2 separate regions of the Mus musculus genome follow, and region 2 is linked to region 1. The links are chromatin loops, found by intact Hi-C in ENCODE. Cell type or tissue: heart. All regions are shown on one strand. Links, peaks and the distances in the headings refer to the core of each region. The heading gives the core; the rest is flanking DNA.

What was found. Peaks named below come from ENCODE experiments on the same cell type or tissue, not always from the same donor. Only the 100,000 strongest peaks of a DNase experiment are listed, where the experiment ranks them.
Region 2: it touches region 1 in a loop (8-fold over the local background); 10 of 42 quality-filtered maps call a loop at or near these places.

Annotation. Positions count from the first base shown.
Region 1 is chr1:89,229,041-89,245,260 of GRCm38, reverse strand. No RefSeq gene overlaps it. Among named protein-coding and RNA genes, the nearest start is that of Gm34331, 130 kb to the right of the region's middle. In heart, for the core only: a CTCF peak has its summit at 9,798 (motif pointing left); DNase peaks (open chromatin) are centred at 9,690 and 10,180.
Region 2 is chr1:89,446,778-89,462,997 of GRCm38, reverse strand. It overlaps Agap1 (ArfGAP with GTPase domain, ankyrin repeat and PH domain 1), which reads right to left and starts at 8,187. Exons shown (of 18, transcript NM_178119.3): 1 at 7,406-8,187. The coding sequence starts at 7,568. In heart, for the core only: CTCF peaks have their summits at 6,416 and 8,268; DNase peaks (open chromatin) are centred at 6,377, 7,047, 7,367 and 8,267; H3K4me3 peaks cover 2,866 bases; H3K27ac peaks cover 2,339 bases.

The DNA.
Region 1 (16,220 bases), core at 7,352-12,351:
AAAGGATTTCGGTCCATTGTTTTGAGGACTCTTCCCTCTGCCGGGAGCTAGTTCAGATGAGAGGAATGCATCCCTCTCTTTCCCATCTGTCATCTCTGCAAGATGTTACTTTGCTAATGGCTCACCTCGGGCCATTGGGCGTTTGCTTTGAATTCTCCTTCTTGAACTTGTTCTGCAAAACCTTATATGGAATATTACAGAAGTTCACTTTTGTTCCAGTAAATGAATAATAACATTCAGCTCTAGAAATAGATTATATGGACTAGTCTAGATATTCATCCTTGTTCCAATAAGACAATAGTATCCAGTTTATAAGCGATAACCTTTAAAAGATTTAACATCCTTCTGAAAATAGACCTGTCAAGCCAGACCTAGAGGCTTTTAGGATTTTCACGATGCCTCTGCAAATCTAGCGACAGCGTTTTCTGTGTCACATGCCTCAAATTTCAGAGACAGAAGTATAAACGGTAACTATGAAAAAAGACCGCCTACTACTTTTCCATTTACACAGAGGGACTGTGTCTGTTTCTAAGAGGTGCGCCATGCGTTGTCTGTGTGGTGATACAAGTGGCAGCTTTATTTGGCCTTGTCCACCAAGGCAGAAGGCCTGTCCTGCCCACTGGACCACTCTACCCTGCAAATGATATTGCTCAGCTCAAGGGCCTGGCAGGTAGAAGGTGCCTGGGAGTCCCTACTCTTCCTCCAAGTGTGACACACATGTCCCCAAATATAAGACAGCAGCTTGGGAGCCATGGCCCCTGTGCTCAGAGTATCTGGCTCCCTTCACACCCCCTCTGGACAGTGCCCCTGTGGATTTGGTGTTGATAGCAGCCATGCAGACCAAAATCTGATAGCCCAGAGTGTAAGGCTCATGGGTTTTCTGCACCTCAAACTGAGTCTTTTTTGGGTATTTTGGTCCAAATTTAAACCAGGCTGAAGTGCTGAGCACTCACAGACAGCGCTCTTGAGGTCAGCTTCACCCAGATCATTCCATTCATCACAAAATAGGACTGAGGGACACTAGAGTACTACTGTTTCATTGTAAACGACAACAGACACCCTAAATGCTCCAGGTAGATTTAAAAAAAAACCAACCAACCAACCAAACAAACAAACAAACAAACTGTGTGGTCAACAGAGACACAGAGCGAGAGAGGAACCAGAGGAGAACAGCCTTGAGCCTCCTTGCAAAAGGTGGGTGGTACTCCTTTGCTGGGCCCTTGCACATAATTACCATCACCATTGCTGCCCCTCATCATCTTCTCCATCCACAGTAATCACCATGATCGTTATCCACACCCTTACCACCATCTTCATCATCTTCATCATTATCATCAGCCATAACCATCACCATCAGCAACATCATGATCACCATTGCCATCACCACTATCATCCTCATCACCACCACCACCATCATCCTCATCACCACCACCACCATCATTCTTATCACCACTATCACCACCATCATCACCACCATCATCATCACCATCATCACTCTTATCATTAGTACTGCGACCATCATCACCGTCCATCACCATCTTCACCAGCATCATCATCACCATCACCACCCTCACTGGTATTCCTTGCAACTCATGACAATTTAGAAAACACCATTCAGACTAAGATCATTAAAACAAGTGACAGCCCAGACTGAGGAGGATGTTGAGCAAGAGGAGCACGCATCCATTTGCAAACTCATACAGCCGCTATGTACATCGGTGTGGCCATTCCTTAGGAAGATGGGAATTGATCTACTTCAAGATCCAGCTATACCACTCTCGGGAATACATCCAAAGGATGCTCCATCCTGCCACAGAGACACTAGCTCAGCCATGTTCACTGCTGCTCTAGTCTAATAGTCAAAAACTGGAAACCTAGATGTTCCTCAACAGAAGAATAGATTTTTTTAAAGTGGTACATTTACACAATGGGGTAACTCAGCTGTTAAAAAAAATGACATCATGAAATTTGCAGACAAATGGATGGAACAACAGAAAAAAAAAACAAAAAACAAAAAACAAATGATCCTGAGTGAAGTATCCCAGACCCAGAAAGATAAATATGGTATATAGTTGCTTCCATGTGGATAGTAGCTGTTAAGTCAATGATAACCAAGCCACACACTGCAGAACCACAGAGGTTAGGAACAGAGTAAGGGACTGGGGGACAGATAGATGTCATCAGGAAAGGGAAGTAGAAGAGATAGGTGTGGGAGGGTGAGAGAGGCTGGGATGGGAGGATCCAGTGGGGAGGTGGAGGAGGAGATTGTAGGTGGGAAGATGGGGAGCGACACCTGAAATTAAGGGGTGTGTGAGAGGTGATATGGACACTTAAGGCAGTAGAAACTTCCTAGGACATATACATATATGGAGGTAATCTACATGGAATCACCAAACACTGGGGAAGCAATATCCCTACTGGTTATGTCTTGTCACCAAATGAAACTTCCTGTCCTGGGATTGGGTTTCAGCTAATTCAGGTGTCCAAAGGGGTCCCAATGGAATCCCCAAATAGCCCATGACTGTTGCCAAAACTATAATTTGCTCTCCACAAATTGACAGAAAGGCCCTATTATTGACATTCAGTCTAGGCTCCACCCCGCAGTTACCTGGCAACAGCCAGGTGTGCCTGACTCACTATAAAAGGGGCTGCGTGCCCCTCCTCTCTCTCTTGCTCTCTTGCTCTTGCTCTGCCCTCTTGTTCCTGCTCCCCCTCTCTCCCCATTCTCCTCCCCACTCTCTCCACGTGCTCATGGCCAGCCTCTACTCCTCTACTCTCTCTGACTTTCTCTGTCTCTATTCCCTCAAACCTCCCCCCATGCCTGAATAAAGTTTATTCTATACTATACCACTGTGTGGCTGGTCCCTCAGGGGGTAGGGATGCCTCAGCATGGGCCCACAGAGGCACTCCCTCTCCCTCCCCCTGACTACACATCCACCAAACATATTACTCCTCTCCCCTTACCTTTTTAAAAAACACAACACCTATTGTTGAAGACAACACCTACGCAACTCACTAACATGGAGATGTAGGGTTGGTGCCTGCACAGAGCCTTTACCCTGTATCTCAGCATCTTTGGTACAGGAAGGTACTCTCCACACCGCCAAGAGAAACACAAACACCAAGCCAGACACACGCACTTCATCTAGAACGGTACAGTACTTGCAAGATACGCAAGGGCAAGAGTGGCACAAAGCTTATGGAAGCAATCAACCAATCACTGATTTGATTTAAGGCTCACTCCACGAGATGGAAACCATACTTTCCACTGCTTGGGTGACAAAGGAGCCGAGACTTGAGAATCTAGAGACCTAGGGCAAAACCAATTACCATAGATCTATAAAGAGAAAAAGAAATGTGATAAAATGATCCCTAATGCTATCCTGCTATGCTCACAGACCAGTGCGTTGGTCGGACATCGTCAGCTTCCTCCTGCAGCAGATGGGAATAAATATAGACCCACAGCTAGATACACATACACAGAGTGGGAGATCCTGGGGTACTCCAACAAATTCCTCCTGTCAGAGCTCAGGAAACCCCGTGGAAGAGGAGGCAGAAAGAGTGGAAGAGCCACAGGGAATGGAGGACACCAGGAGAACAAGGCCCTTTAGATCAACATGAGCAGAGCTCAGATGAACTCACAGAGACTGAATCAGCACGCATAGGGCACGCACAGGTCTGCGCCGGGTCCATTGCATACATATTATGGCGTCCAGTTTAGAGTTTTTATGGGATCCCTGAGTCTGCTAACAAGCAGGCCTCTGATTCCTGTGCCTCCTCCTGGACTCTTCCTCTGTCCATTTGTCTTGCCCAACTTGGATGTGATCGTTTATTGTTTCATCTTTTTATACTTTATGTTGTTAGAGATTTTTTTAAAAATGACTGACTGACTAAAAGGGGGCTATAGAATAGAGTTTGGCCTCTACTTCACAATCCCCCTCCTTCCACTTCAAAAAAGCATGCAGTGCCATCATGGTTCAAACTGGTCTTTTAAGATTTAGTTATTCCATTCTATAGATGGGTATTTTACTTGCCAAACTGGCTTTTTTTTTAAGGGATCCTGGAGCATTTACAGCACTTGCATGTTTGTCCTTTCTGTTCTGAAAGATACTGAAAAAAAAATGCCAATTAGAGCGGGTCTATGACCTGGAGAAAAGACACCACTCAATATCTTAATGTAATTGCATGCTTCAAAATCCACACAGGCAACATGGCAGGGGCAACTGTGAGCTCTGACAGGAGGGAGACTAAAGCTCTGAATGGTGAAGACAGGACAAGGCCCTGTTTTCCCAGCAGGTGGCTCTTGACCTAATAGCAGGAAGTACTCATCAGACAGAAGATGAAGAGAGAAGGGAAGGTGTGAAGGTGTGTGTGTGTGTGTGTGTGTAAACACACTCTTGAGCAGTCTGGCGTGCTTGAGGTTCCATGTGCCTTCTGGGTGAAAACATTCCAAGGAGGGGCAGGGCCAACCAAGAGTGTAACCCAACAGAGGTCACTTATTGCCTCCACCTCATGACTTCTTTTGAAATGCATGCTATCCTGTGGCATCTTCTTCAAGCCCTTCAGGGTCTGCATTTCCATGGAAGGCAAATCCTTAACACAGCTGGTGCCCTTTCCCATCCTGCAGTCCCATCTTTCCCCTGGGCTCAGTCTTCAGCTGTCCCAACCTTCCTGTCTTGGCAGCTCTTCTCCCTGGATGCTTTTCAATCCCTGCCCAGAAGTTCTTTCTCTGTAGAATCCCTGAGCTTCTGCTGCATCCTAAACCATTGTACAAACCCCTACCTGCTGGGGGCCACCTCCATCATACCTTGTCGAATTTCTACATCTGTATACTGTGCATCTTTCTGCTTTGCTTCTCTAGTTTATGAGGTAAGGCTGAGTGAGCTCTCAGCCTAAGCTGTCCCTTCCATAACCCAGTGCCCTAGGAGCTGGCACGAAACAACACCACTTAGGTCTTAGAAGTCTTTGACAGACACCCACATCCCTGATTGGAGGGCTCTCATGATAAGAGCTTACTGCCCTTTCTACCTGAGCCAAAGCCCCAGGGACCCAGAATCAGGCAGCCACCCAAAGAGCTGCTATGCCTGATGAGTCCCAGAGGTTGATCTGAGCTCAGGCAGAGCCAGGGCAGCAGTAAGGTGGTCCCATTGTTTACAGGTGTGGGCTAAGCAAGGCTCTGCAGGGGAACATAGGTAAAGAGATATGGACTCCAGGAAATGGCAGCTCAGTCTCTGTCCCTTTAAGGATTAGAGAGATGACACAGGGTTGGTTTCCATCTTTGTACATCTCTGCAACTCTAGAAGCAAACCCAGCCTTGATACTCAGGACTGTTCTAGTGAATAAATGACTGAACGAGAGGGAGAGGCCATTTGGGATGTCTTGAAGGAAAATCAATCCATCAATTAATCATTCTATTGGGCCCTGCACTGCTCAGGAGTAGGATGCGTGACTCATTAATCCTGCCATCTACTCAGTAAGCAATTCACTGACAATTCTGTTCCAAGGGCTCCCCTGGGTTGATGCTAGGGAGGGGTCACAAAGACAGACCGCTCTGGATATTTGGATGGGCAACTCTGAAACACTAAGCAGGCCAGGAGGGACTTCAGTTGCAAGCAGAGCAGAGCAGGTCCCAAGGGCTGGGCTGCAATCAGTTTAGAAAAGGAGCCATTGAGGCAGGCAGAAGAGATCAACAAAGATCTGGGGAAAGTGAGGGGCCTGCATTCCTTGTGGCTGAGGAGGGACACAGTGAAATAACCCACAGCCTCCAGGCAACTGGGACAAAGAAGACAAAGAGTAAGGCCCTGCTGTGGTTTTCTGGGAACAAATATTGGGAAACCATGGGAGGTGAAGGGAGATGATGGTGGGATGTCTCAGCTGCAGACCTGACCGTGGAGGAATCTTTTAAAAGGCTGGGTACCATTTCTGCCCTTCCGTGGGCTGCAGTCTCTAAAGTAGCTGTAGAAATACATGGAGTCACGAGCAGGGCTGTGTCCTGATGAAACCTCTGATGGACATGACGTTGGAATTCCAGAGAGTTCTTGTGCATCACAAAATGCTATACTTCTGATTTTTCTTCTGATCATCAGAAAGTAAAGAGACTATTCTTTCCTGCCTATGAGCCACATGACAACGGACAGTCATCAGAGCTGGCCTATGAACATGACTTGGTGGCCATTGGAGTATATAGTTCTCAGACATTTGTTGTTACAGTACAGGTCTGGCTCTTGCATTAGGGGCTTCTAAGCTCTCAGCCAGACTAATTCAGGATCTCTCTCTCTCTCTCTCTCTCTCTCTCTCTCTCTCTCTCTCTCTGTGTGTGTGTGTGTGTGTGTGTGTGTGTGTGTGTAATTGTGGACTCATGTGCCCATGAGTGCATGTAGAGGTTAGAGAAGAATTTCAGCTGTCATTCCTCAGACATAGCCACCCTTTGAAAAAATTGAGCCTGGATTTCTCATTTCTCACTGGCCTGGAGTTTGGAGTTTGCCAAAGAGGCTAGGCTGTCTGGGCAGCAAGCCTCAGGAGTCCATCTGTCTCTACCTCCCCAGTACTGGGATTACAGTGTGTCCCAACAACCCTTGATTCGTTAACATAAGTTTGGAGCTCGAACTCTAGCTCTCTTGATTGCAAGGAAAACATCTTAATGACGGAGCCCTATCCCTACCTCCACAGATCATCTTTGAGAGCCAGTGATATCTTAAAAGCCCAGCAGAACTGTTGGAAAAGGCGAGTAGCGTTATCAAGTTCTACCAAGGTTGGAATTCAGAGCATGAAGGGGGTCACTGAGGACTAGGTCCATGATGGGAGGTGGGATCCCCACAGAAGGCCACTGTCTGCGTACGCATGGGGTGCCTCTAGGGCAGCAGGAGTAGCAGTTGCCGCTTTTTCCACAGCATCCGTACTTGTGAGCAGGTGTGGCCAAGTCATGCGTGTTTCCTGGTTTTCCACATTTGCCAGTAAACCAATGTGAGGGCTTCCCCTGATTTGTGGGATCCTTTTCTCTGGATAGGGGGGTGGGGAGCTAAGTGTCTGAAGATTCCTCCCCTCATCATAGTAAATGCAGGCACAATGAATGCACTGTCGCCACCTGGGGCAGTCAGATGTGCACAGCCCTGGCAATAACTTGAAGAGAAAAGTTAAGGACTAAAGGGGGTGGGAGGAGAGAAGGAAGGAGGAAGATGGGGGAGGAGGAGGGAGAAGGGGGAGTTAAGGGGAAGGGGAGGAAGAGGGAGGAGGGAAAGGAGGAGGAGAAGGGGGAGGGGAAGGGGAAGAGGAGGGGGAGGAGGGGGAGGTTTTAAGCCACAGCATTCAGTGGGAGCTAAATCTGCTCCCTCATTCTTGGATCTGGAGACATGACAGATGGCAAGTGGGACCCGACAGCCAGACTGGAGCCTCAGAATATGCTCGCCCCATGTTCTCATGTGTGTGTGTGAGTGTACGTCTGTCTGTAAAGAAGCCTAAATATCAAGTATATGTGCATGAACACAGGTGGGGTCCTTAGGTCGGCTTCTGGTGTCTCAATCACTCTCCGTTTTGAGACTGTTTCTCAGTGAACCTGGAGTTTACCACTTCAGCTAGACTGTCCAGCCATCAAGTTCCTGAGACCAGCCTCTTCCTGTCTTCACAGTGCTGGGGTCCCAGATGCACACTGCCACCCCATCCGGCTTTTACGTGGGTGCTGTGGATTTGAACTCAGATTCTCACGCTTGCACATCAAACACTTTACATAACAAGGCATCTCCCCAGTTCCCTCATCTTGTCTTGATAGCAACAGCCAGAGTGTCTAATTTATCTCAATATACTTAATGTACATCCTAATAAACAAGATGTGAGACCAGGCGGGTGCTTGAAACGGCTTAGAAACTAGGTGGTTGCTATGTGCAAAACAGGCCCAAGTAATGCTTTTGTGCTTTGAAATAATGGGAATAATAAATGTTTGCTGTAGGATGCTACAGACTAACAGAGGCAGAGGGGAGAGAGGGCTGCCTTCAGGTGGAGCAGCTCACCATGAAGGCTCATCCCCAGGTCCCCTGTGGCTTAGGTTTCCTCTTCTGGGCTCAGTCTTGCTGCGAAAAGTCCTTGTGGGCTTCCGGATCCATCTTGGCTTCCGTGGATCCCGCTGTTGATAGCTCTCATGTGGCCTTCTGTGATCAGCTCACAGCACTGTTGGGGACAGTCTAGTCTTTCACTTCCCGAAGACCTAGGTCCCTGGAACATACTTCTCTTGTCTTCTTGAGAAGAGATCTTGTCCTGATCTTTTTGGGGGTGTAGTTTCTTCTAGCACCGCTCCTTGACGCATCGGGGAGCTTCTGAAAAGCATCTGGCCCACCTGCTGCACCCAGGGCTTCTTGAAGGACTTTGCCCAAGGCTTTTCTAGAGCGCAAGTACTGAACTTTCATAATTCTCCATCCCCATTCATAGATATCTAATTACCAATATCTTATGTGTTCCAATAAGAAGTTTCCTCTCAAAACACAACTATCCCCAGAGAAGTCACATCCTGGCCTCTATAGACTTGCTGGGTGCAAGTTCACACTCTCCAGGAACCAGCTGTGACAAGGGCAGGAGGGTTGTCTCGTGTGAATCACAGATTCTTAAACTGAAGGTCATGACTTGGTATGGGGCCATGAAAATGAACACGGGGGTCATGAAAGATGTGGCTGGCAAAAAGGTTTCTGAATATTCAGTGGCCAAACTTTAAATCCCACTCACACAGGAGTCTGCTGGGAACTGAGTCTGCTGGGAACTCGGTGGAAGGTGAGCGAAGCCTCCTTGGCCACGCCCTTGTCTTTACCTGCAGTGGACACTACACTGACCAACAGAGATCATCATTAGAACAACTGGGGTGGGGGAGTCACTTCGATATGCACCTTTGAAGAGGGCTTAGGCTCAAAGTGTGTCTCCTGAGAGCCCCTCACTGTGTCTGCCTCTTGCTTTCTTCCCTCCGTCCCTCCGTCCCTCCCTCCTTCTGTTTCTGTCTTGTGTCTTGTGTCTCCGTCTCTCTCCTTGGGTGTCTATGTCTTCTTTTCTCTGTCTTCCCTCTGTATCCCCGATTTTATGTCTCCATTTTTGTCTCTCTCCCTGTACATCTCTGTCTTTTTGCCTATCTGTCTTTCTCCTCTTGCTGTGCATCTCTCTCCCTTTATAAAGCATTTTAGGAGCTGGAGAGATGGTTAAGAGCACTCACTACTCTTCCAGAGAACCCAATTTCGATTCCAGCACCGATATGGCAACTCACAACTGTATCTCCGGTTCCAGGAGATCTAGTAACCTCTTCTGGCCTTTATGGGCATAAAGTCCATACGATACACAGACACGCAAGCAGGTAAAACACTCATACGCATTATGTATATGTATGTGTATGTATATACTTTTTAAATGTTTATTTGAGAGGGAGGGAAGGTGATATCATGGTTCACAAGAAAAGGCCACAGTCCTAGAGTCTAAGTTGGGGTTCTCTTCTACTGTGCAGGGTCAAGGGATCAAAGTGAGGTCGTCAAGCTTGGAGGCCAAGTGCCTATGCCTTCCGAGCCACCGAGCCAACCCGTCTCTGTCTCTGTTTTTCCCTCCTGTCTGTCTTCCCTCCTGCTCTTCCATCTCTCACTATACACAGGATCAGCTTCTCCTTTCCTGGCTGCTGACCAGAACATCACCCTGAGGCCACAGGCTGTTCAAAAAGGAGGAAGTTCTTTAGCAGCTTGCCCGTTGTCACGGCAACTGTTTCCTTGCTAGCCAAAACATTCACTTTGCATTCTCCCTTGCATGGGTTTCCTGGTCAGATTTTTTTCCTGCAGTGACATCTAGTGTCCAAACACTATGGAAAAAAAAAATCCAATGATTTATGACTGGTCTTGAGGACACTATCATAGCAGAGGGTGTCTGTGGCCCTAGACCCTATACTGTGCCCCTCTGAGCTAGACTAAAAGGTGTTCAAGGGGCTGCTTCGGACCCTTGCTTCATATCACCACTCCTGTAATGGCTTTTTCTCTTCCTGAGTCCTTGATGGTTGCTTCTTTGCTGTCTGTGCTGGACAAGATTCTGTCACTTGTCCCAGGTGTCAGCAGCAATCTGCACCTCCTCGTCCTCTGTCACTCACTCTTATAGGGTGACACGCATGGATGTAGACACGCCTCTGAAGACACCGGACAGCACCCACCCCCATGCTTCCTCTTTGCTACTCAGACTTCTCCAGCAGCCTCATGTGGGAACAGGGCGGGAAGTGACACAGACAGAAACCTCCTGGTCAGGCCCCGAGTGAAATGACCCAGTCGTTTCCTACAGAGACCCAGATTGGGGGCGATCAATCCAGAATGGTTCAACACCTGGATGGTCTCTGGGTCTCACCCAGTTTGGGGAGCAGGGAGCATCCCCGTCATCCCAGCTTTACCCACGTGTGCATGCTTTACCCTGGCCACCCCCTTGTGCTGCTGGTGTCCCCAGTTTTCAAGATGACTTTAGGGCTGGTCTGTCAAGAAGTGGAGCCACTGGCTTTCTACTGCATTCAGAATTCTGCTAAGGGGATTCCCTGGGAAGGGACAGGGAAAAAGTTGAGCACAGGGGACGCCAAGGAGAAGGTGGTTGGGAGTGAGCACGTAGCAAAAGCTTCACTGGAAATGGGAAGAAGGAAGTCAGAAATAATGAACGAGTCAAGCAGCAACCGGAAATGAGCCGTCCTAGGTTTTTAAAGTGGGAGCCACTCTGAGTAGCGTGAGGAAGTCTCTTTTTTCCTCTGGGATGTGGATTATCCTTTTTTTTTTTTTTTCAGCGTATCTGCATGGTTTATGTAACCCATCCATTAATCTCTGTGATGGTAAGCTCTGTTAATTTGACATAACCTAGAATCGCTGTGGATGAGAGAATCTCAGTGAGATTGTTCATATCAGATGGGCCTATAGGCATGTCTGTGGAAGGTTGTCTTGACTGTCTTCATTGATGTGGGAAGACCCAGCCTAAATGTGGGCTGAGCCTTCTGGTAGCAGGTCAGATAAAGAACCTGGAAAGAGAAGAGCGTTGACTTCTTTTTTTCCTAACTGGCTTTCATTCTCACTGATGGGCTCATCTACTCCATTGCTGCTGCCGCTTCCTTCACTAATATTAGCACCATCCTGACGCTGCTAACAAGCTGAAGACCAGCAGCTCTCAAGAATCCTCCAGGCCTTTGGCACCAGATGGGGACTGCTGGTGTGTTGAGAGGGAGAGGCCACTGAGTAGAGACCTCGGGGTTGGTGCCTAACAAACCGATGGATGGGAAATGCTGAAGATGGAGCTGGGGCTTTGGAAAGGGGAGTGTTAGTAGTACTGTGTCCAACACAGAACCTGTGAAATGTACAGGAAGAAAATGCCACAGCCAACAGACAAAGCTCTCCAAGAGCAGAGTAAAGGATGCACTGGAGACCTGAATGGGCTCATTAGCACCTTAATGGTATTTAAAGCAATATGCAAGTTTTCAGATTGTTGAAGCATGTTTGTGTGTGTGTAAGAGACGTGTGTATGCAAATCCATGTTTGTTTGTATATATGTGGGGGGGCATGCTTGAATGTGTATATATCCATGTCTGTATGTGTACAGAAATATGTTTGTGTGCATGTATGTGTGCAGAAGAATGCTCGTGTGCGTGTGCGTGTGTGCTGCTGATACTAGGGTTGCAAATGTGTTTCCTCCCATGGGAAAAAGCTTTGCTGTGGGACACCACCCAGAGCAGAATCTGATCAGCATAGAACCAACCACCAGGCATCGAGTCAGGAACTCACCCAGAGCGTGAGATACATGTCCCAGAGGTGAAGCTGGAGGAGGCTTGCTCCCATGAGCCTTATCACCAGCAGGCTGGCCAGAGAGCTCTGCAGGATGCATGAGGCTGTGGCAGTAATCTTGGGCACTGCTGATTTACAAATTGTACCAGTCTGGCACTCACACTGTTTGCTCGGCTTTAACCTGAAGCTGGAACTGGTTGTCCGGGCAACAGAAAGGGATTTCTGGGTTCTCAAACTGGAAGTTTAACTGGAGAGTTTGTGACACTCAGGACTGCTTAGGGATGGGCCCACCAGCTCCTCCTCATCTGGGAAATGCTTGTCCTGGCCTCATTCATGTTCAGCCCCAGGATCAGAGACACTGGTGTGGTTTCCTCTTGTGATGGCACAGGAGTGGTTCTCCACTTCAGCACCACAGATGTTTGGAAACTGTCTGTACACTGGGATCATTGGCTCACTGGTAGGAAATCCTCGGAGCATGCATTTCCATAAGCCATTCATGCTGGAACACTCCAGAAGACTCCAGAACTTGAGTCTCCCCAGGGTCTGAGCAGAGCTAAAGTATGGGTGTTTGGCATCAAGGAAAGAATTTGACACTCAGCCCCCTGGAGCTGTACAGGGGAATAGAGGACCTGCCTGATGTGAAGTTTCGACTGCCTGACCCCTGGCTTCTGCTCCCCACGGAGATCCAGTAAGGAGTGTCCAGCATGCTACAACACTCGTGGGCTTGAGGTTTCATTTTTAGGAATCTCTCCATGATGGCTTCTTCATAAACACACTACTATTAAATACTAAAGTGTATACACCCAGAAATAAAGCCTGTAAAATGAGTAGTAAATACCATACCACAGCACTTCCTGCTGGCTTTTCTGTTCTCAATGCTCTCCAGGCTATTTCCGCCCATAGCGGCCCGTGCCTCCTGCACAGTGGAGCCCTCTAACTGCAGTCTCTTGCTTTTCCTCAGAGCCCTACATAGTAGCAACTCCTTCCTTGGAAGTTGGACGAGAGCAATAGAGACAGGCAGATGTGGACCAGAGAGGCCTCCAGAGCACATGCAAGGTGTGAATTCACTTATATTTGCTTACTTCGCAAACTTCTTTTGCTGCACAAAAGAAAATAGGGGGGGGGGGGAAGCCGAATTAAACAAATGGTTGCTGCAGCCCAAGCAGGCAAAACAGTGTGGGAGACTGCACCTGTACACACACACACACACACACACACACACACACACACACACACACTGCTTCCTCTGGGTGCGACTACTCTTAAATGGCTGCTGGCACCAGGTTGCCTGTCCTGTGTGTGTGTGTGTGTGTGTGTGTGTATCACATGCACTCATATGCAGCCACTCCACACGTGCCCTTCTTGGCCACAGAGGAGAGGCATGGGGCCGACGCCCGCCTATGAGAAGGAGTCATCACAGAAGGTTCTTCTTCTCCCAAATTCCCAGCCCATCTGCACCTGGCACTGGGGACTCGGGGTTGCAGACTTAAGAGGCCAGAAGGTGGCACAGGCTTCTTCAGGGGTGGACACAGGCCCTTCTGCCCCCAGGGAAGGTGATACTTGGGTCTGGAGGCAAGCCTGCAGGCTGAGTAAAAGCTATTTTTAGCAGCTAATGGCAGCCAAGTATTCTGGAAATATAAGTAGCAACAGACGCTCTCTTTGGGAGTGAAAATGGGACCACACTTTGAGCAGTATGAATCCAACTTGAGTTCTCACAACTCGGCAGACCAGGATGAGGAGATGGTAGGATAGAATCAACTCAAGGCTGAGAGCTGCTTCCAGAGGCTGCAGACCCCTACTCCTGGTCCTTTCATGTCAACAGGGACTTGGTTGAGAGTCTTTTGCACTTTGAGTTTCTCCTGTCTTTTCTAAGTGCCCTGTTCTTACACAAAGCCTACCTGGATTGCCCAGGATAGTTTCCTATTTTAAGTCTTATTTCTCTCCTAAATCCCCTTTGACATACAAAGAAACACATTGGCAGGTTGTGGGGTCTAGAGCCTGGATGTCTGGATGCCTGGTGTGTGTGTGTGTGTATATATGTGTGTGTATGTGTGTGTGTATATGTGTGTGTGTGTATGTGTGTGTGTGTCTCATCACTCAGCCAACCCCCAATTCCAGAAAAGATCCCCTGAATGCAATGGACAGTTGAGGGGGGAGATTAAGGGGAGCTAGCGACTGAGAGCAATGAAACCCATCTCCTGTATTTCAGCCCCTCTAGGCTTTGACCAACATGATGACCAGCACCTAGGAGTAAGTAGGGTTAAGAAAAACTCTCTCCATGATGGTGCTTGGGAAGGGTCTGTTTGGAAAGAGAAGCTCTTCAGAAATGTAATTTTCCAGCTTGGAAATTATGCATAAATTTAGCTATAAATTTCAAAACCATAGCTTTCCAGTCTCAGCTATTATTCATCAATATAGCGAAGTAGCCACCCAAGAGGGCAAATAAACAAAAGCAATCAGACATTAGACTCATTATTTCTACAAACCCAGGCATGAATAGGTTCCTCTGCTTAACCCCCATCTAAAGTCACCACACAGGCAGAGTGGGTGGGGGAACAGAATAGAAAATTCAAACAAAAAATGAGCACAGAGGAAAAATCCTTAAGAATTAACAGTAAGGGGCTGAGGGGCTGAGGGGGTGCCTCCATGGGTAAAAAGCGCTTGCTGGGCAAGCATGGAGACAGGAGTTCAAATTCCTAGCTAGCACCCATGTAAAAAGTCAGGAACATTGGGGAGTGGGGACAGCCAGTTCTGAGAGACTCTCTGGGCAGCCAGGCAGGAAGCCTCCAGTTCAGTGAGAGATTCTGCTTCAAGACAATGAGGCAGAGAGTGACAGAGGAGGACACCCAGTGTCCTGCGCTGTATTTGTGGTTCCAGAAGAGTAAGAGTTCATCACGGCATGGAAACAGGCAGCTGTCATGGCAGCAGAACAGGAAGCCAAGAGCTTACCTCTTGAACCTCAAGCATAATGCAGAGTAGTCAAGGCTTTCCTCAAGACCTCCTCTTGGAGCTGTACTTCCTCCACCTAGGCTGTATCACTTAAACCTCTCCAAACAGTGCCCCAACTGGGAATCCGGGGTTCAAGTGCCTGGGACTATAGGGATCAGCCACATTCAAATCACCACAAGCAAACATCACACGCTTAGTGACTTGAGGAAGCTATCGTGTGTGACCTCTTACAATCCTGTTACTTGTGAGCATGGTCTCCACCAGATGGTCCATACACCTGCAAGCTATCTATAGCCTAGCTTGCTCTACAGAGGTCTTAGAGAAGAACACTCAACCCTCCGGGTTCCATCTGGTGTCTTGCCCTCTAACAGCTGGCCCTAGGCTTGTTTCCACAGGAGCAGTCAGGTGCAGGTGAGAGAGCAAAAGTCTGCAAAGCATCCTGAAGTCTGAGTTCTGAACTAGTTTCAGCAGCCTCTACCCTGTTCAGTTGGGTAAAGAAAATTGAACAGGCAGTGCATAGATGGGGCATGCAGAAATTACATTGTAACTCTTGGAGAAAAGAGTGCACACGTGCATTATAGGAGGTGTGCATATGAAAAAGGGTGGAAAAATAGGGTCCCCCTTTGCAACCAATCTACTAAAAATCCATTGTGTAGTCCTTCATTTTCCTAGTATGCCTGTCTTTCTTTCCACCCTCTACCTCAGGACCCTTCTTTCCAAAGCCAAGGTGACTTAAGGTACAAAGTGCACCCTGGAAGGGTGGTACTGGGCCCTGACCTCTGTCCCAGGGCATTAGGAAGCGGTGAGTCTCTGGGTTCATGGCACTCACAAAAATGTTACAGGACAACCCTAACCCTGATGTTTCTCCCTAAGAATGGAAGGGCAGAAAGTGGTGGGTGGGAGAAGAGACTCTTCAATGGAGCCATCTGCAAATTGTGAGGGGAGGTTCTGTGGTGCAGCTTGCCTGTATTTCTATAGGGTTGACTTTTCCAGAGCAGCTGCTTTTGAGACCCCCATAATCTTGTAAGCAACTTCAACAAATTCATTGGTTTTCCCAAGCAAGAGATGAACAGAATTGTTTCTTTTGTGGGTCATCAGTGCCTATCTTAGTCAGGGTTTCTATTCCCACACAAACATCATGACCAAGAAGCAAGTTGGGGAGGAAAGGCTTTATTCAGCTAACACTTCCATACTGCTGTTTATCACCAAGGAAGTCAGGACTGGAACTCAAGCAGGTCAGAAAGCAGGAGCTGATGCAGAAGCCATGGAGGGATGTTCTTTACTGGCTTGCTTCCCCTGGCTTGCTTAGCCTGCTCTCTTATAGAACCAAGACTACCAGCCCAGAGATGGTTCCACCCACAAGGGCACTTTCCCTCTTGATCACTAATTGAGAAAATGCCTTACAGTTGGATCTCATGGAGGCATTTCCTCAACTGAAGCTCCTTTCTCTGCGATAACTCCAGCTGTGTCAAGTTGACACAAAACTAGCCAATACAGTGTCCTATCTGGGGTGACTAGACCTTT
Region 2 (16,220 bases), core at 6,330-11,329, 220 kb before region 1:
CGAGCATCATGGAGGCAAGGTGAACTTACACTTGAAACCAATCAAACTGGCTTCCCATTGTCCAAACTTTTTGACATTAGCAACTTCCTAAGCAACTAGTAGGGACCCCAATGCTGGCTGTGAACTTTGCAGGCCAGAACAAATGCCCAGCCAGAGAAAGAGTCCTTTCCTCTTTTCTACTCAAAATGGGGTCCCTGAACTGCAGATCTTCTTAGAAATACAGGTGCCCAGGCACACCCCAGTCCTACAGAACCAGGGACTAGGTTGCCATCTGTTTCTGCAAGCCCTCAATGTCATCTGCTTACCCACTTAAATTTGAGAACCACGGAGTGACAGTCTCCATGACATCAGTGACACAGCCTGTCACTCATTGATCCCTCTGGGTCAGTCTGATTCTCTGAATTTAACCGGCTCCTGGCAGAAAGAACCACCAACTTCACAACCACTGATTTACCAAGCTTCTCCTTCCCCTACAACAAAAATCACACACACACACACACACACTCACACACACACACTCACTCACACACACTCACTCACACACTCTCACACACACTGACTCACACACACTCTCACACACACTCTCACACACACTCACTCACACACACACACACACACTCTCTCTCACACACACTCACTCACACACACACACTCATGGTGTCTCAGTCCTATGGAGCTAATCATCTCCATCCAAAACTTGCCCAGCCCTAACTTTTATGCTCTGGACAAGATTTTACTTCTGCAGGAGGATAACTCAGTTCACACTCACAAGGAAACTCAAAAGGAAATGGCTGCCCAATGCCAGTGCAGGACGTTCTTCAAGCACAGATATTGACCCACAAAAGCACCAAAGACTCAAATGTGAGCAAGGCCTGAGATCTGCCCTTGGGAGATCTAAGCTCTCCAGGCTGGACGCTGAGCCAAGGACAGCTGGCACAGGAGCAGGAGGGTCTCAACTCCAGGGAGGCAGGGCCAGCTGTGGCTAACACTGACCTGCACCGGCTTTACAGTGTCTCTGCGAAGGGGTATCCATGGCATACTTAAGAGCTACCAGACTGTGAGAGCCTCCAGCTCTGGCTGGGCATGAGGTTTCAACGGGAAGCAATAGGTGAAACCACCACCTCTGAATAAACCTATAATACGACCACCAGCACGGCCGATGGAAGCCAAGGGAAAGGCGACCCACTCATGGCAGCAGGAAGAAACTTTTTCCCTAAATATACACTCCTGCAGCAACCAGATTAAACAAACTCTTACCAAGTTTACTGCATTAACCAACTCTACAGTGAACAAGACGCCTTGGTTACTTGGGACATCCTCAAACCTGTCTCTCCCTGGGTCAAATCTAAGACAGGCAGCTATGGGAACTACACACAGCAGGGGCTCTACCGCTACCTCCACAGCTCATCTCGGTTAACCTACTGGGTTGCAGAGCTGTGCTATGAAACAGTTGCCTCTGAGATTGAAGCATCCCATCCTGCAGGTAAACTCTTTTAAACAGGAAGGGGAACAACTCAAAACAGCTCTAAAAAGTCCCTGAAACTAACCAGACTCACTAGGCCCCTCTCTCCCTCCCTCCCAGAGTAAGCAATAAAAAGCCGAGAGTCCCTCTCAGACAAACCAAGCTACAAAGAAGACTCTGAGACCAAACCAGCTAGCTGCCTGGAAGAAACAAACCAGTGGAGCTGCTCTGAAGAGGTTTAGACCAACTGAGTCGCTCAGAATAGACACTCTCTGACCTGTTGAGCTGCCCCCAGGCTGTGCAGTGTGCTCCAGATCCCCGGTTTTTGTGAGCTGTCACTCACACTGGGGTGGGCTTTGGTGATGCAGCTGTCTTTGTGTCATTTCTGCTCCTGTAAGTGACCCCTCAGCCACTCATGTAAGTAACCCCAGTAATACTCATTAGTTCAAGTTGGATTTGGTGGTATATCTTTACTTTGGTCTGTCATGGGATAGATCCCTTTCTGTGGTGAGTGTGTTGTATCTTCCCAGGAAAAATGTTGTCATACAACAGGACAGTAGCCATGTTTTGGGATGGTTACCACACGATGAACTGGCATAACATGGGTTAAGTACCCTGCACTCCAGTGGGCACAGATGTTCAATAACACAGATGCATCATGGGACTGAGCAGACTCCCTGCTATCTTCCAAGATTCCTCAAATGCTGGGGCTTAAGATGCCACTAAAGAGTCGTCAAACTTGCACATATGCATGTACACTTAAGAGGACATAGAAGGACGGTGCCCTTCCCCCCGTCAAGTCCTCCTATGGTAGACCCGAGCAGAACACAGGTATACAGATCATTGAACAATGATGGAGGTGGGGAGGTGTCTCAACTTGAGAGACTTGGTTGGGTTTCCCAGCAGTGCCTGGTATGTCTGGAAGTGTACTGCTGGTCTGAATGAGCCAGCCCTAGGCTCACACATGGATCCTGGCTCTGCTATTGGCAAGCTGAATTACAACGTGTGACTGCTAATAGAGGCTGTAGCCTTAAAAGAGCGACAAGCTTTACCTAACAAACAGTTGGTTACCGGCTGGTACACCTCAACCCATCCACCCCAGAGTCCTTGACTAGCCAGAGGGAAAGGAAAGCTAACACAGGAGGCTTGATGGAGGTGAGGCAGGTCCCAGGCTCACTTCCGGACAGAGGATGGCACATGCTACATCCCACAGCAGACCACGCCCCTGCAGGACACCCCCAGAAATCTGCTGGGCTCAGTGTGAAACCAATCATTAATGTTTCCTTAAATGGCAAAGATTCAGGAGTCAAGAAGATTCTCAGAGTAAGAAAAAAAGAATACTAGAAAAAAGTTGTTTTTTTTTTAAAGATCGTGTTTTAAACAGGGTAGAGAATGAAAATCACATGTGTCCCAGGCCTACAGACAGTATCCTCAACGTATTGTCATTTGGGGACTTCAGTGGGCTCTTACAACCATTTTGTCTGTCTTTATTTTCCAAGAAGGGCAAAATCGACTCACTGAGACAACTGAATGTTTCAGCAGCTGAAACATCTTCCTCTTCCCCAAGGTTGTTCCCCACCCCAAGAGCAAACAATCATGTAGATGCCAGAAAGCAGCGAGGTTTTAAAGCCACCATGGCAGAGGCAAATGCTGGTGTGCAATGTAAACACAGAAACAGTTTCTTCAAAAGTCCCCTAAGGCTGAAAAGCCCCTGTCATGACAACCCAAAGGCCTTGATAAGGGGCCACGGTGGGGAGAAGGGCTAACTAGACAGCCTGGGAAGTGACAGGTTTGGTTTTGTGAGGCAGGTGATTTTTTTTTTTTTTTTAATATTTCCAATGACAGGCATACCTTTTCCTGAAAGATTCATGTTTTGTAATTTCTCATGCTTATTAGTCATGTTACAAGGAGACACTTGGGTGTGTCTCTGACAGGGATGGGGTCTCACTTCGGTTACTGTGGTGGTCCTGCATACACTCTAGTCATGGTCTCCAAGCCTGTGTCACCTTGTACCACCAAGGCAATGCCTTCCTAGCTGAGCATCAATGAAGACACACCTATCCAGATTTGGTGTCTGCATGCACCTGTGTCTGCATGCACCTGTGTCTGCATGCACCTGTGTCTGCATGCACCTGTGTCTGCATGCACCTGTGTCTGCATGCACCTGTGTCTGCATGCACCTGTGTCTGCATGCACCTGTGTCTGCAGGTTCCACATTTGGTTACGCCCAAAAGGACATCGGACATCCCCTGGAGCTGGAGTTACAGGCATCCACCAGACATGGATGCTGGGAACTGAACTTAGATCCTATGAAAGAACAACAGTGTTCTTAACCACTGACCCATCTCTCCAGCCCCCCAAAAGTTACTGATTAGTGGGATACCACAGACTCCTAAAACAGACACTTCTTATAACCTACTGCTGTCATTCTTAGCTAACTTCTAAATCTGACAGTAGGCCCTATAGCTGAGGTCACCACATACGTAAGACATGAAGAAATCAGGCTGGTACTGACCTGGGATTTCATCCCCACTGGCTAGCAGTCATAGTGCTGGAAGGTTATATTTATGTGACCAAGAACTAAAAATATTTGACAGTTTTACCCAGCTGTGGATCCCACAAGCTGTAACAATGACTAGCCTACCAAGATATATCCACTGGCACATGGCAATATATGCATTAGTGGCACAAATGTTATAGGAGTAACCAACCACTTTCTGGTTGGATTTAAATCTCGTTCTACAAGACGCACTCTATGTCTGGTGTTGCTAACTAAGCCAAAAACACATGTTCTGCTAGGTTATAGGCCTGAGGGGAGAACCTAATACTATTGTTCTCCTATAGGGATATAATAACAAACTGCCCCCTGAATTAATCTTTATACCCTTAGATTAGTACAGCTCCCAACCCTCATCAGAGAAGCTTCTTTTTGCAGGACAGATTAATAGACACCCACAACTGGTCAATACCCAGAGCATAAGAAACTGGGAAGTACCCAGCTCTGAAGGGAACACCTGTCTAACACTTGCTCCCTCTCACCAAGGCTCGGAGATCCTTGCAGAGGAAGGGTCAGAAAGATGACAGTGGATGTCAACACTGAAGCAGGATTCGCTGGACGTGACATCACTGTGCACATAAATAAATACCAGCTATGATAGCGTTCACAAGACCAAGGCTGCCAAAATTCCAGCACAGACGAGGAAGGGCTCGTCCCTAGCTGAGGAGCATCTGGCACTTAATGACTGCTTTGGGGAGGAAGAGTCAGTTTTCTTCAAGGATGTGGCCCCTAAAAGAGCAATGGATGCTCCAGTGGACAATCCTGCACCAGTGCACGTATGCACAGCAGCAGTAAATGGGCCTGTGTATTTGTAATGGCAGTGAGAGCGAGGAAGCGCATCAAGTTGGGAGGGGAGATGGGAAGTGACTGGGAGGCAGAGATGATCAAAGCACACACGCATGCGTGAGGTTCTCAGTAAGAACCGTTTATCCTCTTCTCACCCAAGACCATCATGCTACACAACTTGGCAACGCTCTCACTATGCCAAACACCGAAGAAGCAGATGAAAGACCTGCCCGTATCTTAAAACTTACACAGAAAGGCCAATCCGTTATAACCCATGAATTAGGATTTAATTACAAGAGGCACAGTGAGGTCCTGAAACAGTGATGCATTGGGAAGACAGAGACCCGGGGCCTGACTGACCCTTTAGTTCAGAGGTCATGACCCCTCCCAACCTCCACCTCCTCCTCTATATGGTGAGGCCGTTGTGAATACCAAAACATCTGTCCTCCAGTTCTCCACAAATGTGCAGTGTACCGCTGTAGATAAGTAAGGGCTCAACGAACAGAGGCAGATACCACCGCTTCTTCTCCGGGCTCACTGAATTTACTACAGACTTGGCACAATATAGGCATTTCTAGTCCTAGCCGAAAGAATAGCATTATCAGAGTCTCCAGCATGAGCCATCCACTAGCTCAGGTTTCACTGAGAATGACAAAGGTTATAAAGAGAAGGGGACATGGACTCGTCTTATTAAGGTGAGCATCAAGCTATCAAGGAGAGATCATTGCGGAAGAACAACTTTAAAAAAAAAAAAAAAAACACGAAAGAACATCCTCTTGCTAACAAGACCCTAGAGTGTAGCTTTAAGAATGGGAAATGAGTCACACTCAGCTGGAGGTCTTTCTCTCCTCTAGAGCAAGAAGCTCCAGTCAGGTGCATTCCATTCCTGGCACCAGCTTTCAAAGGGTTTCATCAGACTTCTGTATACGCAGCCAGGAAGCTGAGCAGCCATCTGAGAGAAACACGAGAACCTTTCAGCACTTCTGACAGGAACCCACAGACGGCTCTCAGAGGAACCCATCAGCTCTATCTCCTCACCATCAACTGGGAGGATGATGAGGGGAGACAGTGCCCTCCTCAACACCACAAAACTCCATGACACACAGAAGAAGCTGTGCCTCTTAGTGGGTCTGGAAGCATCTGAAGCCACCACAGGCAGCCATGAACACTCAGGGGGCCCAGGTGCACTGAGAGCCAGTCCCTCATCAGGATGGAGCTTGCTTGGACCCTCCCCTAGAACTACAATATATCCGGTGGATAGTCAGTCAGTCTTCCAGCCTGCCTGGGACGTGGTTCAAGTACATGAGGCTGCCAAATGCCAAGAGGATCAGCAACAGAGCCTCCACCATCTCTATCCAAGCAGCCAAGTTTTAAACCCAAATACTTCAGGGTTAGAAGTTCAGAACACACGGGAGCCAAGCTTTCTTAGGGGCAGAGGCCGTCTCACAACAGGGGGAGGAGTCGGGGGAGGAGCCCAGGGCAGTACCTGCACCTGTTTTTGAACACACTCCTGCTAGACTTGGAAGGTTCCCATGGCTCTCAACAGAGGACTCACTAGCCTTTGGCAGGCGCAGTATTACACTAGGACAAGCCACCTGCAGGCCTTTTACTGTCACTGGCCAACAGCAACTCAAGAGGATAGACTGCTAATCCACTGGCTGATCTATGACACATTACCCATTTAGATGCCACCTGCTCCCCCAGGTAAATGATGGCAGGCCCGAAGAAACAACCCAAGGAAACAGGTCAGGCACCTAGTAGGAGAGAAACGGGAGCCATGGGTAGTCCAAAGAGAGCACAAGCCAGGGCAAAGCCACCGGCTCCATCCTCCCCTGCAGGGATACTGCCTTGCCTGACACTGGGGGCTCAAAACAGTGTTCTGTGCAAACACAGGCTTACAGGCAGCAAGATCATCCACTTTTCCGCCCCTTGGGTGGCTCCCAAGTAGCCGACGGATTAAAGTGCCCCTTTCAGCAAGACAGTATCAAGGTGTCCTGCCTCCCAAGAAGGGTTATAATTTGCCTCAGGATTTTAGTACAAAACGGCCAGCGTTTGTACAACGCCAGTCCGATCAGCACTGGGGCATGATACTGCCTGGGTCCCATTGGCTTCCTACATGTGCCACCTCCCCTGTATCCGCGAACTGGAGGGGGGGGGGGGTAGCCAGCCATGAAGCAACTGAATAAGCTGGCCGGAACAGCATCCCCAGCAGCAGCGCTTCTCAAAACACATCTTCAACGTCCACGAAAGACACTCAGGCCGGGCCTGATAACCTGTCAGGGATCCAGTGGCGCCATCCCAAGCAGCTGCCCCCAGGCGTCTGCTGGGCCCGGACGGGGCTTGCGGGCCGCCCCGGACGTAGCAGCACCGTGCCACTTTCTCACAGGAGAGACTCCATTGTCCATTATCAAATGAACGCTGACAACCCATCTTCCCTGGCTGACTGGCCGGCCTTGCGGGACAAGAGGCACCGCAGTGCTCTCTCCGCCGGGCAGCCGCGTGTGTACACACGCAAGCACACACGCGCGCACACACCCCGCCGCGCCAGGGGCGCCCGCTCCCCCGCGCTTTCCAGAAGCCCCGGGCGGCCTGGCCCTCACCTTCGATGGCGATGACGTGCTCCCGAATCTGGTTCTGCAGCACCGGCTCCTCCACGCGCTCCAGCAGCTCGTAGATGGAGTAGATGTTGGGGTGGACCGACTCGAAGCGCTGGATCTCGGCCCGGATGGCAGCCGAGTTGGCCAGCTGCTGCTGGTAGTTCATGGTGCAGGCGCGGCGCCCAAAGCCGCGCGCCCCCCGTCGTCGCCGCCCCGCGCCCCGGAGCCCCGCGGGCCACCGAGACCCGGGGCGCCGCAGCCCCCGGGGAGCACGGAGCCGAGGAGGCGCAAAAAAAAAAAAAAAGAAAGAAAGAAAGAAAGAAAGAAAGAAAGAAAAGAAAAGAAAAAGAAAAAGAAAAAGAAAAGAACGCTGAGGATGAAGCAGTAGAGGGGCTCAGTTCATAGCAGGGACCAGCGTCCCGGGTCAGCGGGCCGTCCGGGAAGACCGCGGCGCCATGGAGCGCGGCCGGCCGCGGAGGAGGCTCGCTCGGGCGCCTTCCCGCGCCGCAGCCGCCCGCACCCCTACACGCCGGCCGGCCGAGCAGCCATTAAAGCGCAGGCAGCACGGCGCTGCGAGCGCCGGGGCCGAGGCCCCCGGGCAGTGGCCGCTCTGCTCCGGGCGCACGGCTGCGGCTGGGTCCGCGCGCTTGTGAGTGCCGCGCTACCGCGCGGGCCGGGGCCCTCAGCTGCCCTGCGCCGTCCGCCAAGCCGGGACCGAGCTGTAGGCGCCTTGCCAGCCGCGGAGACCGCTCCGAGCGCCGCCCGCCGCTGCCCGGCCAGCCCCCTCCCTGGCACGCAGGGCTCTGGCCCACGTCGGCCCCGCCCCCGCCTGCGCTCGCCGCCCTCCGGCCGCCGCTGCGTCCTCGGCGGCGCTTCCCAGCGCGCCGGATCCCGGGGAATTGCGCCAGACCCCGCCCCGCGCTGCCTCTGGGCTTGCTGGGACTTGTAGTCCATCACGCCGGCCGGCCCGCGCGCGTGGGGTGCGCTGTGCGATCGCGTCGCAGCGCACTGGGCGGGCCCCGCGGGACGTCCGGATGCCGCTACAGCCCGCGGATCTGCGAGCTGAGAGCCCTGGTCCCTCTCGGTTATCCCTACTGCCCCGTGCCAGCCCCCGCGCCTCTGTACGGGGAAGGTGGCGCACGAGCCCGCCCGCCCGCCCGCGCTTTTGTTTGTTTGCCAGTTGAGCGCTTAAGGAACCTCTGCGACGCGCGGGGTCCCCTCCCCCCGTCTGGCAACTTTCTGCCTCCTTTCTAAACCCAGCAGGATAGTTACTTCCCTTCCCATGGGATACACGGGAGTCCAACGCTTCATCAATAAACTAAACCTGAGGCTGGGGTGGTAGGTGAGACGGAATTCCACGGGGGCTTCTAGGCTTTTCCACGAAAATGTTGCACAACTGAGTTGTAACCTCCACGCCGCAGCCCTCCGAGCGCCCGACACTAACCCCACTTTAGCCCAGTCCAGGAGCCCATGAAGCTAGACCGCACTGCAGCTGAGAGCTCATGCCAACGACTCCAAATGAATTAGATTGTTGTAGATTTCCAAGGATCCAGGACGAGTCCGAGGCCGTAAAGGTCCTGGGTCTATGCACTGTCTCACCATGCAGGGGTGTTTTATAAACAGCCCACATTCCTGATTCAAATGCCCTGGGCTTTACCTGGTTCAAATGCAAGCTAATGGGCAGCCCAGGGCCCCAGGCAGCCTAGCTCTTGGTTCTTGGAACTCTTCCGAGTTCCAGTGTTCCTCAAGCCAGTGTACTGTTCAGCCTTCCTTGTCCCTAACACAGCAGAGGCCCTGGCTTGTTCTGTGCCTTGCCTCTATCTTCGTCCTTAGCAGAAACACTAATAGAGATGCTGGCATGTGGGTTCATTCTACTGTTCGTCCCTACTCCACCTTGAAACCCCAACTCTTTGTGAAATAGTTCCAGGACTCCCCTGCTTCACATCTGGCTTCTCAATCTCTTTGGGGGTTCCTTTGTACTTCTCTAAGGTTTAAATATGGATGATGCTGGGAGTCAACCTTAGACCTGTTTTATTTGCCTCTCTTATGCCTTTGAATATCATATAGAGGTTGATGACACTAAATTTTCTGTCCCAGACCTATCCACCTGTCCCCTCCTCATCACATCCAACTTTTGGATTGAACATGACTTTTCTCCTGTTGGACATCCTGTAGTCTCAGCACTTAAGAGACTAAAACCAGAGGATTGCTGTGGACCCAAGGTGAGACTCTGCTTTAAAAATATAATAACAAAATAAAAATCAGACATCTTCCCCATACCTGTGAACCTCTTCCCACCCCAGTCCGAGGCAGTACAGACCTTTGTTCACTAATTTGAAAATGCAGTGTGTGGTCTTTTCTTCCCTTGTTCTCTTAGATCCCAGAATGTCAGCTCTGCCTTTGGACGGAGCCAGAATCTTCTCGCTTTCTGTCATCCTGCTGAGGCTTCATTATGTAGTCTCGGATTAGTGAATGAGACCTAACCTAGGCATCTTCCCTTTTCCTGTTTCCTCATTGACCAGTCTCAAGAAAGTAGTTCTAGTGAGCCTCTAGGCCATGGCTCTCCTCTGGTCACAGCTCTCCCTCCAACGCCACCCATCCTCCCTGGCTCCCCCAGCCCTCCTGGCTTGCATGCATACCACAAGCTGGGTAGAGTCTCCATTTCCACAGCTTGTGTTTGTTTTTATTTTGAGATTTACATATCTCTGGCTACTCTCAAACTTGCTGTTTAGCCAAGGTTGACCTTGAATTCTGATCTTCTTTCCTCATCTGAGCTGCATCTCCAGTGTGCATTATCCTACTAAGCTTGTCAATTGGTCTACCACAATCCCAAGGGACTGATTAGAAGACACAAGACTCCATTATTCATAGCAACAACAGTGGACAGAGTAGTGGTGGTTTTATATGCCCATGAACTGACTTCCAAGTCACACAGGGTTGTATCAGGGGCCAGGTGACACAGGGTGGCTCTGTATGAGCAAAACCCTGGCCATAAGAGTCCATGTCCTTCAGAGAAGAGCAGAGACGACCCATGTCAGAAGAGACGGAACTCTGGGCTTCAGGACCGACCCTCTTCTCAGGAGCACTAGCCACTATGTCAGAGCACCAGAGACCACACAGCTCAAACAGCAGAAGTGTAAGATCCAGGTGTCAGCGAGGTTGGCTTCTCCTGTGGGCCCCTCCCCAATTCGGAGACAAGCGTTTTACCCCTGCGTCCTTGCCCAGTGTCCTCTACGTCTACACTCTAATCTCTTCATTGAATGACATCAGTCCTGTTGGATCAGGGCCAGCCCTGTTGACCTCATCGTCACTTGGATGCCTCTTTAGAGAGTCAATCTCTTAATGTGTCCCGTTTGAGGGTCATGGAACTTAGAGGTTCATGGGTGTCCAAGGGACACAATTCACCCTCTCACTAGACCACCTCTGCTTCCACTCTGTCCTATCCTCTCCAGGCACCCTGACCTCCTTGATGTGCTCTGAGAACACCTGGTGACAGGAGCATCTTCCCCCAAAACCTTCACCAGCCTCATCGTTTCCTGTATGTATTCACTGTAAAACCACCCTCTCAGGAGACCTTCCCTGATACCCTGTGCAAAGTGGCATCCCAGTTCACCAATACTAGTGCCTCACCTCCTTGTGGGTAAAAAGAGCACTAGTTTCTAAGGATGTCTCAGCTGTCTTATAAGTTCTAGAAGGGACAGAGCTCTGTCAACATGCTTTTGACTTCTGACCTTTAGAACCGTGGGATCATCGCCTTGGACTATTGTTTTATAGTTGTAAAGGGTACCAGTACACTGGCTCAATTTTCTTCTTTCCACATATCCCACCTAACTCACAACTCTTTACTTGCTTAACTCGGGTGTAAGGTTCCTGAAGGCTACAATTCCATCTGTTTTATCTGCCATCCCATCCTCAGGCCCTGGAGCAGTGCCCAATAGAGAGTAGGTGTCCAAGAAATGGTTTCCCCATTAAATTTCATTGGTCATGAAGACAGGCTTCTTCAGTGCTGCTGTCAGGGTCCACTCATCATGTCCAGCACATAGTAGGTGCTGGATAAAGCTCTCTTATCAACACTACCCCGGAAATATTCATTCGGCTCTTACTGACTCCTCTCCAGTAAATACAGCCAAACACTCTGATTATTTCTCATGCAATGGTCCTTCCAGACATTTAAAGCAGTAATTGAAAGTCCATTGATGAGAGGTACTCTTAGTCTCGTGAGATGTGATGACTCTCAAACTGGTCACCAGAAGTCTCCAAAGTTGGCACTGGAGAGATGGCTTGGCAATTAGAAGTACATACTGCTTTTGAAGAAGACCCAAGTTCAGTTCCCAGCATCCAGTCTAGACAACTCACAACTATCTGTAACTCTAGTTCCAGGACATCTGACACCATTTTCTGCCCCCTGTGAGCTCCTATACCCACAAGCACACAATTTTAAAACAATAATAAATATCTGGAACTTAAAACAAACAAACGAACAAGGAAGGAGGCTAGAGAGACCACTTAGTGGTTAAGAGCACTGACTGTTCTTTTAGAAGTCCTTGGTTCAATTTCCAGCAATCACATGGTGACTCACAACCATCTGTAATGGGATCTGATGCCCTCTTCTGGTGTGTCTGAAGAAAGTGACAGTGTACTCGCATACATAAAATAAAAAAAAATTTTCTTTAAAAAAAAGAGCAAGGAAAGAAGGGAGGAAGGAAAGCAAGAAGAAACAGGATTGTTTGGGTTTACAATTCAAGCATATGGCCCATCATAGCAAGGGAGGCAAGGTAGCAGAAGCGTGAGCCAGCTGGTCCCATTGAGTCCACAGGAAAAAGAAAAGAGGATCTGGTATCCAAGCTGGATTTCTCCTTTTCAGTTAATCTGGGCCCCAAGCCCATTGAATGATGTTATCTACATGTAGACTAGGCCTACCTACCTTGACCCAATCTAGAAACTCCCTCACAAATGTGCCCATAGATTTGCCCGCCGAGTGAGTCTCTAGATCCAATCCAGCTGACATAACCTTTGTTGTCCAAAGCTTAGCTAATATGAATTGTGACATCTATAAGAACAGCATTATGGCCATGCTTTAAACGGCAAGATGTTCCGTTGAACACAGCGCCATAGCCCTTCCTCCTAAACTATCTGTGAGGCACGTCTGAGAAATGCAGGCAGCCTCTTGTGTCAGGGGACTTGACTGTGCTATATCCGCTTCCCTGCACTCACTTGACCTGGTTTGGTTCAACTCCTTTTCACGCTCAGCTCAAGACTGGTGAGACTCCCATCTGACTGTGTGTGGCTGTCATGTGAGCCTGGCACTCAGCACAGGCCATAGGTCTCCATGCCGGGTAATGGGAAGTGTCTTACAGAAGTTCCTGATGGCCCTGGGGGAGAGGTCACAAGAGGAGGGGCAGGAGGGAGAGTCCAGAGAGCACAGCAGAGAGTTTATTCTCAGGATTTTGCTACCATCTGATGAAATGACGTCACAGGGGAGAGCAAAGCACTCTATGTTCCTGCTTGGTACTTGACCCAAGCCTGTGTAGTTGGTACCAGATGCCACAGAACTGACACAGACCTCAGCAGCACCACTCTGGGCATTTGATTTGCTGTCTCCCTTCTGGATCCGCCGATGTAGTTAGTCTAGGCTCTTCCCACAAAGCGTTGCTCAGAGCCAAGGGGCTCCGGAGCCTTTATTTTCTTAACTAGAAAAGACAGGTCACAAGGACAACATTCAGGAGAAGGAGTGGTGATCAGTGATCGTCACCCTGAACCTTACTCTGACAACTGGCTGGGGCAGGATTTGAGCCCATAACTGTTTTACTCCATGCTTTGATGAGAGCTGGCAACCATGTTTTCTCAACCCCTTCAACCAGAGGGCACAGTCAAAGCTTTCATGTGAGATGTGTAGGCTTGGAAACATTCATGTTCAGAGCCTGGCAGTCTCTTCTCTCCTTCTCCCTCTACTGAATCTACTTTCTTATTCTCTCTCCAGCCTCCCCTTGGCCACCATGATGTGAAGAGATTCGTAATACCTAGAGAGAGCTTGTGTAAATATGAGCCTCTCTAGATGGTTCTGCCTGCTCAGCTTCAAGTCTTTCTATTGATACCCACATGCCATGGGGACAAGCCATCCTGTCTGAGCCTCCTGTGAATTCCTAACACAGGAACTCAGAGATAGTAAGTGCTGGTCAGAGGCTAACATTGCTTTAGAGACCCAATAATCTGATCTCACTTTTTATCGTTGTTGAGATAGATCTCCAAAGGTAGCCCAGGCTAACTTCAAACTCTGGATCCTCCTGTCTCCACCTCCCGAACTATTAGTGCTGGGATTATGCATTTGTACCACTGTACCCGGGTAATCCGTTCTTAATTTAGACATACTTCCAGGATCCCTGGAATATTCCCATAGCAGAATCGTGCTATGTATGTGACTGTACTTGCAAATGCGTGTCATCTCCGAGTGTCCCCATTTATCAAGCTTTGCATGTTGTTCAGGTCTCTGGAATGCCCAACCCCCTTGCACTTGGCTTGTCATCTCCAGGTAGTCCTTGTTTGAGGGTCATGGCTCACCTGGAACCTCATTACCAGCTCGCTCTTGCTTCCCCAGACTTGGCGAGGTAAGCACATGTCTGTAGAAGTATGGCACAAGCTCTCAAATCAAAATCAACATGTCATCAGGCTACTGGTCCTTTTGAGAGTCTGGTGGGATCTCTGCTTTTCAAGGTTATGGAGTGCCTTGGCTTGTGGCTTTCGTCTGCCCTGTTCAAAGCCAGCAAAGGTGACAAAACTCTTCCTTATTCTGTCACACCAGAGCCTTCCTTCTCCTCCATTCCCACTTCTCTAGGACCCTTGGGATTGGACTAAGCCCAGGAGGATGATTCAGCCTCAGCTCACCTCTTCAAGGTCATCTGGATTAGCACTTTTAATTCCACCTGCCACCTAGAGTCTCCTTTGCCACCTCATAACACAAGCCCAGACTCCAGAGGAGCTGGGCTAGGGCTTCTCTGGAGAGTGGGCACACTATTCTGTCTATAACACTTTAATAAACTTGCCACTGACTGTCTGTTACAGATCTTGGATTTATCGGTCATAGCTGGAGTCGCATTAGAACTCAAGAAAACACATAACCAGGCTGGCAGATTTGTCTTCGAGCTGGCTATGATGGCCTCTGTGGGGGTCTCTCCAGCATTGTGTGGTCCGGTGGTTTAATTGCCACTAACTTGTGGCCCAATGGGTTAACCACCACTAACTTGTTCAGAATCTCACTCTAAGGTCTTGTGTGATAGGAACACATACATAGGTGGACACAATTAGTTCTTGGTGATTCTATGTCACTATTATTTTATTTTATTACTGTTGTATATGTGCGTGGTATGGGATGAGGGGCATGCATGAGCCACGATGCAAGCATGACACAGGGTAGAGGTCAGAGGGTGACTGTGTGGTTTGTACTCCCTCCTCCTTCTGCCTTCTCTTTGTGGGCTCCAGGCATTGAGCTCAGGCCACCAAGCTCCCTCAGTGAGCACTTTGCCTGAAGTGCCATTTCACCAAGCCTGACTTTATTTTATTTTTCAGTTTTTTGAGATGAGGTCTCATGTGGCCCTGGCTGGCCTTGAATTTGTTGTGTAGCAGAGGTTGACCTTGAACTTCCCCTGCCTCAAACTCCAAGTGCTGTGACTTCAGGCACACACGGCCACTCCTAACTTGCACGTCTTACCTCATTTGCGCTGATATTTTTAGGTCCATGCTTATTTTTAAGGACACAAAGACTGCCTTCCTGCCATGTAAACAACAGGCAGCTTACTGTTTAGCTTAAGGTCACCTCTTAAAAGATTTTTCACGTTAACTGAATATCTGTAAGATTAACTTAATGGGCTACTTACTGTTGAGCATCTGTAATCCAAAAACTCTGGGGTGGAAAGTCTCCAAAATCCTAAACTCTATGAGCACCACCACGGTGTCACAAGAGGAAACTTCCACACCACAAAGCTTGGTTTCAGGCCCAAAACCATTAAACATATCACAGGGCTGCTGAGATGTTTTGGTCAGTAGAAGTCCTCACTGGCAGGCATGACACACTAAGCATTAAATCGCAGAGCCCACATGGTAGTGGGAAAGAGCTTACTCCACATCAAAGCTAGGGTGTGCTTGCCTCTGAAAGAGTCGGGCTCTTCTCCCTCCCCCGCCCCCTCTCTCTCTCTCACACACACACATACAGAGAGCATAAAATATAAATATATAAATATATATCTTAAATGACACAATTTAAAAATAAAACAAATATCATTTTAAAGTTACCTTCAAGCCATAATAGGTTATTGTGAAACGCTGTCTTCCATGTACAGCTATGATCACCCACAGGAGACCTTTACAAGATTCTGTTGCCATCCATCAGAGAAGGAAGGAGTGGGATGGGTCATTAGACCCTCACCTCCAATTCCAGTGTCTCTCTCCCTTCTGCATCCCTGACCCAGGTAAGGGTGACTGAAGGGGACTCCATCCATGCAGCTTCCTGGTGGCCATCACCCATGCAGGGATGTGATGGAACTTTCAGGGTTGTTGTTGTTGTTGTTGTTGTTGTTGTTTGTGGCCACTCACACTCCTTTAACGTAAGCCCCATAAACTAACCAGTACACCGCAGTGGACTTGGATGGAGTCACTTCTGTCAATCACTGATGCCCTACCTAGGATGAAAGGACATTTTCTCCATGTCTCACCAAGAAAAGATAATGCAGCAGAAAGGTGTGTGCAGCATGCATGGGTTTTATACTTGTCTGTGGTCCTCCAGATTTTTCATTTTACAGAAACATGACTATTTTAACCTCGGGAA